2 separate regions of the Homo sapiens genome follow, and region 1 is linked to region 2. Evidence: chromatin contacts called from ENCODE Hi-C or POLR2A ChIA-PET data. All regions are on one chromosome and are shown on one strand. Each heading gives the region's core, a stretch centred on a gene start or an enhancer-like site at or near the end of the contact. The rest is flanking DNA. Distances are from core to core; before and after follow the strand shown.

Evidence for each region. Hi-C counts contacts between places; a loop is a spot of excess contacts on that map. ChIA-PET counts read pairs that join two places held with the same protein, here RNA polymerase II (POLR2A). Pooled maps may share reads with other maps.
Region 1: a pooled map shows a loop between it and region 2 (2.2-fold over the local background). The contact joins the enhancer-like site here to the promoter of ZNF503-AS1 in region 2. A Hi-C loop is called at or near these places in 1 of 168 maps with a recorded cell type or tissue (posterior vena cava) and 2 of 50 pooled maps. POLR2A ChIA-PET finds 5 or more read pairs at or near these places in 2 of 52 experiments (HEK293T and MCF 10A).

Annotation. Positions count from the first base shown.
Region 1 is chr10:75,333,448-75,338,712 of GRCh38, reverse strand. The region is part of intron 2 of ZNF503-AS1 (ZNF503 antisense RNA 1); the gene reads right to left. It also overlaps a transcript of ZNF503 not described here. Among named protein-coding and RNA genes, the nearest start is that of ZNF503-AS1, 40 kb to the right of the region's middle. Within about 2 kb of position 2,597, at least 2 of the 41 ENCODE cell types and tissues checked have a DNase peak (open chromatin) inside an H3K27ac peak, as active enhancers do.
Region 2 is chr10:75,294,261-75,299,284 of GRCh38, reverse strand. ZNF503-AS1 (ZNF503 antisense RNA 1) reads right to left here and starts at 2,902. Exons shown (of 4, transcript NR_038226.1): 1 at 2,634-2,902; 2 at 211-333. It also overlaps a transcript of ZNF503 not described here. RefSeq lists silencers at 4,022-4,071, 4,092-4,201.

The sequences.
Region 1 (5,265 bases), core at 1,348-3,847, 40 kb before region 2:
TCCATTTGCTCTCTCTCCAGAAAGTTCCAGATCTCAGGCACCTTCCCAGACTCTCAAAAGTCCCAGGAGAGAGGAGGAGAGGGATGAGGGCCCTGAGCACTGCTGCCACTCCCCAGAGAGGTCAGGGAAACAAGGCCCAGCTCCCCTTACCAGAAATCCCCTCTCCCCTTGGACCAGAAAAGGGTTAATTTTATAATTGCTAACATCAATTAGATCCTTACAATGTTATGGGCCCTCTGTTAAGCACTTTACACACATGATGTCATTTAAATAATATATTTCTCCTTACTTATCTGATGAGAAAGTGAGACTTGTAAAGTTTAAGTGAGAGACTTCAGGATCAGAATCCAGGTATCTCTTTTTCCAAAGCCAAAGCCTTAAGTACCATCGTCTGTTGTCTTCTACAGTAAGTGTTCCATAAATGCAAGGTGAAAAAAGGAAAAAAGAGAGAGTGAGGGAAAGAGGGCAGAAGGAAACTTTATGTCATTGTAATGCAGGGAATATAGCATCATTTGCCATAAGTAGAAGGTAACATTAACATAAAGACGTTATGATTACAATTTAAAATGTTGGTCTACATGTCATCTAAAGTCACTGTTTCTATTCTTAAGAAACACTGGAACATTTGATCTCTGAGGTCCATTTCTAGCACACAATTCTATAATTTCCAAGGATTAAGTAGCTATTTTCTTAAGATAAACTTCCACGGACCTTGGATGCATGGGTAATAAAATCCTAAGGGCAGATGCTGGGTCTTATTTATCTCTATATTCTCCATAAGCATTTAGTACAACATCTGGCCCAGGGTGAATGTATAGAAGATTAGTTATAAATTCCCTTCCCCTCTCTAGGTATTGGTGTTCCAATCCAAAGAATAAAAGGGCTAGATTAGGTGATCCTGAAGGGTGCTTTTGCTCTGCAAGCCACTGGTCCACTGAACCTAAGTGGTCCTTTCCTTATTGGTTCTCTGGCTTTCTGCTTCATCAGTCCTGTGGTTGGCAAAATTCTAAAGATGGTTCCCCAAGACTCCCATACCCTGGTTATTCAACCAAACACTAATCTAGGTACTGCTGTGGAGAATTTTTTTTTCTTTTGGAGACGGAGTCTAGCTCTTTCACCCAGGCTGGAGGGCAGTGGCACGATCTTGGCTCACTGCAACCTCTGCCTCCTGGGTTCAAGCGATTCTCCTGCCTCAGCCTCCTGAGTAGCTGGGATTACAGGCGCCTGCCACCACCCTAATTTTTGTATTTTTAGTAGAGATGGGGTTTCACCGTGTTGGCCAGGCTGGTCTTGAACTCCTGACCTCGTGATCCGCCCACCTCGACCTCCCAAAGTGCTGGGATTACAAGTGTGAGCCACCGTGCCCCACCGAGAATTTTTTTTTAAGACAGGTTTTCACTTTGTTGCCCATGCTGGAGGGCAGTAGCACGATCTCGGCTCACTGCAACCTTGGCCTCCTGGGCTCAAGCCATCCTCCTACCTTAAGCCAGCCTCCCAAGTAGCTGGGACTACAGGCACGCACCACCACGCCCGACTAATTGTTGTGTTTTTTGTAGAGATGGGGTTTCACCATGTTACCCAGGCTGGTCTCAAACTCCTGGGCTCAAGCAATTCACCTGTCTTGGCCTCCCAAAGTGCTGGGATTACAGGTGTGAGCCACCACACCCTGCCAGAATTTTTCAGATATAATTAAAGACCCAAGTCAGTTGACCTTAAGATAGAGAGATTAGCTGGGTGGGCTTAACCCAGTAAGACAAGCCTTTTAAAAGCAGAGAGTTTTCTCCAGCTGGTAGCAGAAAAATAAGGCAGGAGAATTCAATGCATGGGAATTCTCTGTTGCTGAGATTAAGGGGGCCACATGGAAGGATCTGAGAGTGGCCTCAATAGGCTGAGAGTGACACCCTAGCCAGCAAGAAGATGGGGACCTCAGTCCCACAGTTACCAGGAACTGAATCTGCCAACAACCTGAATGAGGTTGGAAATGGATTCTTCCCCAGAGCCTCCAAGAAGATCCCAGCCTGGCCAACATCTTGATTTTGGCCTTGTGAGATCCAAAACAGAGAAATCAGACAAGCCACCTGGACATCTGACCCACAGAGCTGAGACATAATAAACCGGTGTTGTTTTCAGCTGCTGTGATTGTGGTCATCTGTTATGCAGAAGAAGAAAGTGAGTGCAATTCCCTACCCTATTCCTACCAACCCATGCTCCTTTCCAGAGCTCCCTAACATTTAGCAAATGTGCCTCACTTCTAAGGCAAATAATAATAATAATAACGATGATGATTTGAAAATCAGTTTTGGGAATTTTCAGCTTAGGCTTTTTTTTTTTTTTTGACAATTCTGTATAGGTCTAACAAGGAAGTATTAAATATTGAGTTTCTAATGTGTTTCCAAGTCCTCCATTGGAACATGTAATTTGGACCTAAAATTGTGAATAGACAGGGTGAGTAGAAGCACAGGAAAAGCAGAAGAACAGTTTGCATTGGAGATGCTTAGTAGGTGTAATAGAAGAAGTGAAACTTTGAGGTGGAATAGACTGCAAATTAGCAGACAGACAGGAAGGAGTAGAGATATTCTAGGCCAATAAGGTAGCCCAAAGAAACAGAAGTAGAAATGAGAATGATGTTGGCCAAAGTCAGTTCCTGAGGGCAGGCCAGGTTTCTCCAGTCTTATGATTGGAAACTAGCTACCATGCCATGCTGCCAGTTGATAATGTCAGGGAAATAGATGAAAAGTGTGTTTCTAGTGAGGAATGGGAGATGTCTTAGTCTTGAACAGAGAAAGGTTAAAAGTCTTCAGCAAAAGGTCTGGAAGGATGAGTAGAAGAACAGAAAACAAAAGAACACATGGGAAACATTGCTATGAAACAGATTCAAGTTATGGTGAACTGGAAATGAAGGCCAGGAGGGAGGGACAAAGACAGAGGTTCATGCCTGTGTCCCCACCCACACCACCATGGAAGGGAGGGAGAAGAGATAAACCATCAGCTTCTGAGCCTTGCATGAGCCACCAGGAGATCATATAGGTGGAAGTCTGGACCTTGAATAGATAGGCTTGCTACAAGGAAATGCTCATGTTGGGATAAAGGAGAATTATGGTTAGAAAGATAGGTTGGGGCTAGACTGTTAGTGATCTTGAAAGCCAGAGGTTTTCAATCTTGGCTGAACATTGAAATCACCTGGGGGTCTCTTAGAACTACTGATTTCTAGATCCTATCTCAAAAATTCTAATGTAATTGGCCTGGTTTGGCTGGGTTCTCAAGAGTTTTAAAAGCACCACAGATTACCCTGCTATTCTACCAGGGCTGAGAACAGCAGATGTAGAGTTTGGACTTTATCCAGTAGCCAGTGGAGGCCTATTAAGGATGTGTCACTGAAATTATACAATGGAAAATAATTGGAAGGAAAATTTAGTCAAATAAAAATAATGATAGCAAACGCCAATATAGCATTTTTTGCATCTCAGTGTTCTGGGCACTTTTCTAAGTTTACACACATACACACACACACACATTCTAAATTATGACAACAACCCTATAAGGCAGTGGATACTGTATTATCCACATTTTAGAGATATGAAAACTGAGGCTCAGAAAAGTTAATACCTTGCTCATGATCACAATGCAAGTAAATGATGGAACTGAGATTTGAATCCTGGAAGTTTGATTCCAAAGTCCATACTCTTAATTTTGCTTCTGGATATGGTGGATTGCCTCATATCAGACCGACCTCCTTGCCAAAACCAACTAGGAAATCTGGTTTGAAAATGAAGAAAAGTTAACAGGGAAATGAAGACAAAGATCATGAAGAAAAATGAGGTCATTCATGTGAAGCAGACATCTGACTGCATTTTTCTCCAGAAGTAATTTGCAGATTTGCACACAAACAGTTGAAGGATCCAGAAGCTGAGCAGAGATTTCAGCAGTCTCCTGGGACTCAGGGTTAGAGAAAACAAAAAAGACTTCTGGGCTGGCATAAGCAAAGGAACCTAGCAAGCATCTCCAGCTTTGCACTGGGACTCCTAATGGGATATAGTTTTAAAATAAGGCCTAACCTTATTTCTAGAATATATAAATAAATCAGCCATTGCAAAAGCTGAAGCACAGATTTAAACCAGCCCGATCCAAGATGAGATGCAATTTGACCCTGAGACAAAAGAAAATCCTCTCTGGAGGAAGAAAGTGTTATCTAGAGCCTCAAATCTGCACTATAATTTCTTATCCACAATGTCCAGCATTTAATAAGAAATTATAAGACTTACCAGGGGACAAGACCAAGTGACCAAAAACCAGAGAAAGACTAAATAATAAAAATAGACTTCTAGGTGACTTATACATGGGAGTTCTCAGATACAGTTTTTTAAAATGTCATTAATACATTAAAGAAAATTAATTCCAAGTGGAGAATTTCAACAGAGAACTTAAATATGTTGTTAAAAATAATCAATTGAAAAATTTAGGCCGCCCGGGAGGCAGCGGCTGGAGGAGCGGACGGGCCCCGCGGGGCCCGAGGGCAAGGAGCAGCCGCCTGCCTTGGCCTCCCAAAGTGCCGAGATTGCAGCCTCTGCCCGGCCGCCACCCCGTCTGGGAAGTGAGGAGTGTCTCTGCCTGGCCGCCCATCGTCTGGGATGTGAGGAGCCCCTCTGCCTGGCTGCCCAGTCTGGAAAGTGAGGAGCGTCTCCGCCCGGCCGCCATCCCATCTAGGAAGTGAGGAGCGCCTCTTCCCGGCCACCATCACATCTAGGAAGTGAGGAGCGTCTCTGCCGGGCCGCCCATCGTCTGAGATGTGGGGAGCGCCTCTGCCCCGCCGCCCCATCTGGGATGTGAGGAGCGCCTCTGCCCGGCCGAGACCCCGTCTGGGAGGTCAGGAGCGTCTCTGCCCGGCCGCCCCGTCTGAGAAGTGAGGAGACCCTCTGCCTGGCAACCACCCCGTCTGAGAAGTGAGGAGCCCCTCCGCCCGGCAGCTGCCCCGTCTGAGAAGTGACCACCCGGCCAGCCGCCCCGTCCGGGAGGGAGGTGGGGGGGTCAGCCCCCCGCCTGGCCAGCCGTGCCGTCCCGGAGGGAGGTGGGGGGGTCAGCCCCCCGCCTGGCCAGCCGTGCCGTCCGGGAGGAAGGTGGGGGGGTCAGCCCCCCGCCCGGCCAGCTGCCCCGTCCGGGAGGTGAGGGGCGCCTCTGCCCGGCCGCCCCTACTGGGAAGTGAGGAGCCCCTCAGCCCGGCCAGCCACCCCGTCCGGGAGGGAGGTGGGGGGGTCAGCCCCCCGCCTG
Region 2 (5,024 bases), core at 1,653-4,152:
CATACCATACACAGAAATTAACTTCAAATAGATCACATTCAAAAAGTTAAACAAGGCTGAGCATGGTGACTCACAACTGTAATCCCAGCACTTTGGGAGGCCGAGGCGGGTGGATCAACTGAGGTCAGGAGTTCGAGACCAGCCTGACCAACATGGTGAAACCTCATGTCTACTAAAAACACAAAATTAGTTGGGCATGGTGGCACATACCTGTAATCCCACCTACTTGGGAGCCTGAGACAGGAGAATCACTTGAACCCGGGAGGTGGAGGTTGCAGTGAGCCTAGATCACACCATTGCACTCCAGCCTGGGCAACAAGAGTGAAACCTTGTCTAAAAAAAAAAAAAAAAGTTAAACATACACCAAGCATGGTAGGTCATGCCTGCAATCCCAGCACTCTGGGAAGCCAAGGCAGGTGGATTGCTTGAGTCCAGGAGTTCAAGACCAGCCTGGGCAACAAGGTGAAACCCCATCTCTGTTTATTTAATAAAAAATAAAACATTTTTTAATTTATATTAAAAAATTTTAAGTTAAACCTAGTCAGCGCATGACCCAGCAATCCCACTCCTACATATATACCCAAAAGAACTGAAAACATGGCCACATAAAAACTTGTACATAAATGTTCATAACAGCATTATTCATCATAAGAGCCAAAAGTAGAAACAATCCAAATGTCTATCAGTATAGGAATGGATGAACAAAATATTGTGAATCTATACAATGGAATATTATTTGGCCATAAAAAGGAATGAAGTTCTCATACATACTACAACATGGATGAATCTTGAAAACATTATACTGAGTGAAAGAAGCCAGGCGTTAAAGGCCACATATTATATGACTCTATTCATGTGGAATGTCTAGAATAGGCAAATCCATAGAGACAGAAAGGAGAGTAGTGATTTCCAGGACTAAAGGGAGGGAAAAGTGGGGAGTGACTATGAATAGATATGGGGTTTCTTTTTGGTGATTAAAATGTTCTCGAATTAAATAGGGGTGATATTTGTACAGCTTTGTAAATATATTAGAAACACATAATTTTACCTTCTAAAGTGTAGGCTTTACAGTATGTGAATTATATCTTAGTAAAATTATTTTTAAAAAATGGATCCCAGACCTAAACGTAAAACCTGGTAGTCTGGGGCTGGGGTTGGGGCTGGAACTGAGTACTGACTGAAAATTGACTCAGGAGGATTCTTTGGGATGATGGAAATGTTCTAAAACTGGATTGTGATCATGGTTGCTCTTTATAAACTTACTAAAAAATCATTGGATTGTTCATTTATAATGGATGATTTTACGGTATGTAGGTTTCACCTAAATAAAGCTGTTTATAAAATGAATCCAGTGAAAACAGAAATCAAAACATCACATGGTAAACAGTTGGGGAGAAGCTGGGATGAGAATGTATCTTAAAAATGAAATAAAGGAGGATAGGAGGTACTGGGGTAATGAATGTTATGTTTCTTCACCTCTTTATGGGTTGTAGTTTGTGAAAATTCATTGAGCTGTACTTTTGTGATATATGCACTTTTATGTATGTATTTCATATCACAATAAAAAGTTTCTTAAATGACATGGGCCTAGGAAGGGCCATGAATGAGCCAATTAACGAGTTACAGAAGCTGTGAAGCTCAGCTGTGCAGCTGCTCTTGGGTCTCTGTGAGATTTTCTGCCTTCCTTATTGCCACCATTTTACAGTAATACCCATTTCTAGAGCTAGCCTGAGCAAGTTTCTGTTTCTTACTATAAAAGAGCCTCATTAATACATCCACAAATACAGCTACTGAAATGAATGAAATCCACAAATACACCTCCAGAAGGGCAGGGGATTTTGTATATTGCTAAATCCCCAGTGTCTAGAACAATATCTGTCACACAGTAAGGTCTTAATGTACATTTCTTGAATGAGTAAACGAATGAGCAGAGGAATAGCTGTAGAGGAAGGAAGGTGTAGAGCAAGAGACTTGTAAACACAGACATTTTTCAATGCAGCCTAGCTAGAGTCGGGGGTGGGGGTCAGAGGATGAATAATGCCTCCTGGGAATGTCAGGAAAATGTCACAGAGGAGGAGATCTGAGAGCTGAGTCTTGAAGGATGAGTAGGAGTTTGCCAGGGAAAGAATACAGGAGAGTAGGATAGACAGAAATAAACACAGATAAAATCACACTGTTCTGAAAGAGGCTGGCACTCTTGGGGATCCTAAGAAGGCTCATGTGGCAGAAGGGCAAGGTCACAGTTGAGGACAAGTGAGAGATAAGGCTGGAGAGAGAAACTGGGGGTAGATGGAGAGGCTCACCTATTCCCAGCCAAGACACTGCAACTGACTCCCGTAGGAATCACAGCCAGGAGAGAATTTTTAGCAGGGGTCAAAATGGCTTTTTAGGAAGCTCACTTTGGCTGAGGCAAGAAGAGTTTCTCCTCTGAGTTCATGGGCCATCTCCTCTGTTGGTACCTACACGTCCTCTCCTGTATGTCTCTCTCTTTCTCTGCATTCTCTTCTCTCTCTCTCCCTCCCCCTGCCCCATGTTTTCATATCTAGATATCTCTTTTCTGCCTGTGGATTTCTTTCCATTTTTCTCTCAAGACATCACTCCTTGAAAATGTCCCTCAACCCCTTCCAGCTTACTTGTGCCCAAACAGCTTCGATTCCATCTTCAGGACTCATTCATCTCCACCAGGCTGGAGTCCTTCATAAAGAAGTAACACAAGATTTCCTCTTGAACAACAAGCTCTTCCGGGCTTCACCAGTTACAGATGAGAAGCCTGGAGGAAGGGGGGGTGTCTGAGCCACCCTCTACTTGGCCCAGAAAGAGTGGGCCACCACCCTCCAAGACCTGCATGGATCCAATGAAGCAAAAACACCATGCTCTCCTCTCAGACATCCTGATGCCACTCACAACGTGAAAGGGGCCAATGGCTCAGAAGCCACTGCCCTTCCGGTCTCCTCCAGCAAATCCTAATACCCAGTTCTCATGCCGATGACCTTCCGCTCTGAAATGCTTCCTGGCATCCACCCATCCTCCCAGGGGCTGGACAACTAGGTCAGGGAGAAAACAGCCCCTCTACCATGCTGAGACAGGGACCCCTCTCCAGGACAATTCTCTTCCCTGAGACAAGAGGGTCAAACAGCTCTCCTAGACATGACCTCAGAGATGTGCAGCCAGGGCCCTGGCCCAATTTATTACCACGGGGCTATAATTAGGTTTGTTAACATACAGTCGAGTGTAGTCTTGTTGACTAGGAACTTAATCACGTTACTATTGAGTTCCTGTACGTATTGCTCGGGGTGACTGTTTTACTTGTAGAGTTATAGCCAAGCCCAACGGGAGGAAATTAGCTTTGGACACAAGTTTGGAGGGGGGTTCTTTTTCCTCCTGACTTTGTCTCTCTCTCTCCCCCCTTCCATGTGAAAATATTTAGCAAACAGTGACAATGATGAAAAACAGTAGGAAACAAAATGTTCTACATTAGTATAAAACATGAAAAATGCAGAAGGACCCTTAGCGGTACAACATGTGTTATGCTGGCTGGCAGTCCATTAGCTCTGATAGACATTTCACTTACCTAAGTCAAATATAACAGTCGAGTATTCATTAATATAAGAAGGGGCTGTGGAATCAGAGCTACCATCTGGCTGGGCCGACAGAATAATCTACAACTCATGATTAGGTCTAAGGAGTGGGGTTTCACTTTAATCTTTCTCATTGCTCGAAATTTCCATCTGCGCAGTTCGGCACATCATTTTTCTTCAAGACAAATGTGCTGTTTTTCATGTTCCAAAATTAGATCAGAAGAAAACGATTAATCATGTCACGGCCTGGGAAAGGAAACAAAGCTCCGATACTCTCCTGCTCTCGCTCCCAGCTCCCGCCCCTCCCTGGCCCTGGACGGTTGCAAGTTTCGCTTTTCCCCCCCTCAACCTCTGGGTCTGCGGCACAACTTTGGGAGAGGCCGCCGCCCGCCAGGAGGAGGAGGGCGGGACTGCAGGGAGAGGTGTGAGGGCGCCCCGGGGCCCATGAGGGGGCGCGCCCCTGCCTCCTCCTGCCACCCCTCCCGGGGGTCGCCCAGGCGGGCCCGCCCCGCGCCGTGCCGCCTGCCCCCCGAGTCGGAGTCGCGGGCCCGGCGTGACAGGAAGGGCCCGGAGCCCGCCTCCCGCGCGTCCCCTCCCGGCCGCCGCAGCCCTGTCTGTCAGGCGGCTCGCAAGTCATAACAAATCCCTGGCGCGGGGCTGAAGCTGAGCATTTGCCGGAGCGTCATGGGGATGATGAATGACCCGTAGGCCTTTGAAGTGCTCTGCCAGTTCAGCTGGGTCCGCGGTGCTGACAGAGAAATATACACAACAGCGTAACCAATAATGAGAACATTAAACATTCCTGCGCCGTGACAGGCTGACAGAAAAACCCGGGCCCGCATCAATCATCGCGCAGATAGAACCCTGACAGGCGGCCCCTCGCTGACACCCCCTCCGCGCGCCCTCCCGGGCCTCCCCCTCTTCCTCTCCGGGGTCTCCCTTCTTTCTCTCCGGGCTCCCCGCCGCCCCTCCTCTCCTTCCCCACCCCTCCTCTCTCTTCCTTCCCCGCTCCGCTCAGTGTCCTCCCCCTCCGCCCTGTCCCCTGCCCCTGCCCTTGGGCGACTGCCTTCAGGGCCTCTCAGAGGTCAAGTGAGGTCTGGGCCACGTCCGTTCTGTGAGGCTGCCCGTGCCTGAACAGTGAAGAGATGCCACCCCAGAGTGAGAAGACTGCAGTCTTTGAAATTCAGCGTTAATAATTTGTGACTTTTCACCCATGCAAAAAAATAATAATAATACAATCATTTACATGAAACCTCATGTGGAACTAGGATCGAAAGCCCAACGCCAGGCCCTTAGGGAAAGGGAGCTCCAGGGGAACCCCGTCCGCCCTCTTCTTTGGGCGAGGGTCTTTTGGAGTATCTTCCTGTGTGACTTTGGCAAGGGATCCTTTTCTTTGTGCCAGCCCTGGCCTCAGCCCCTTTCTTTCAGCTGGATTTATCTGACTGA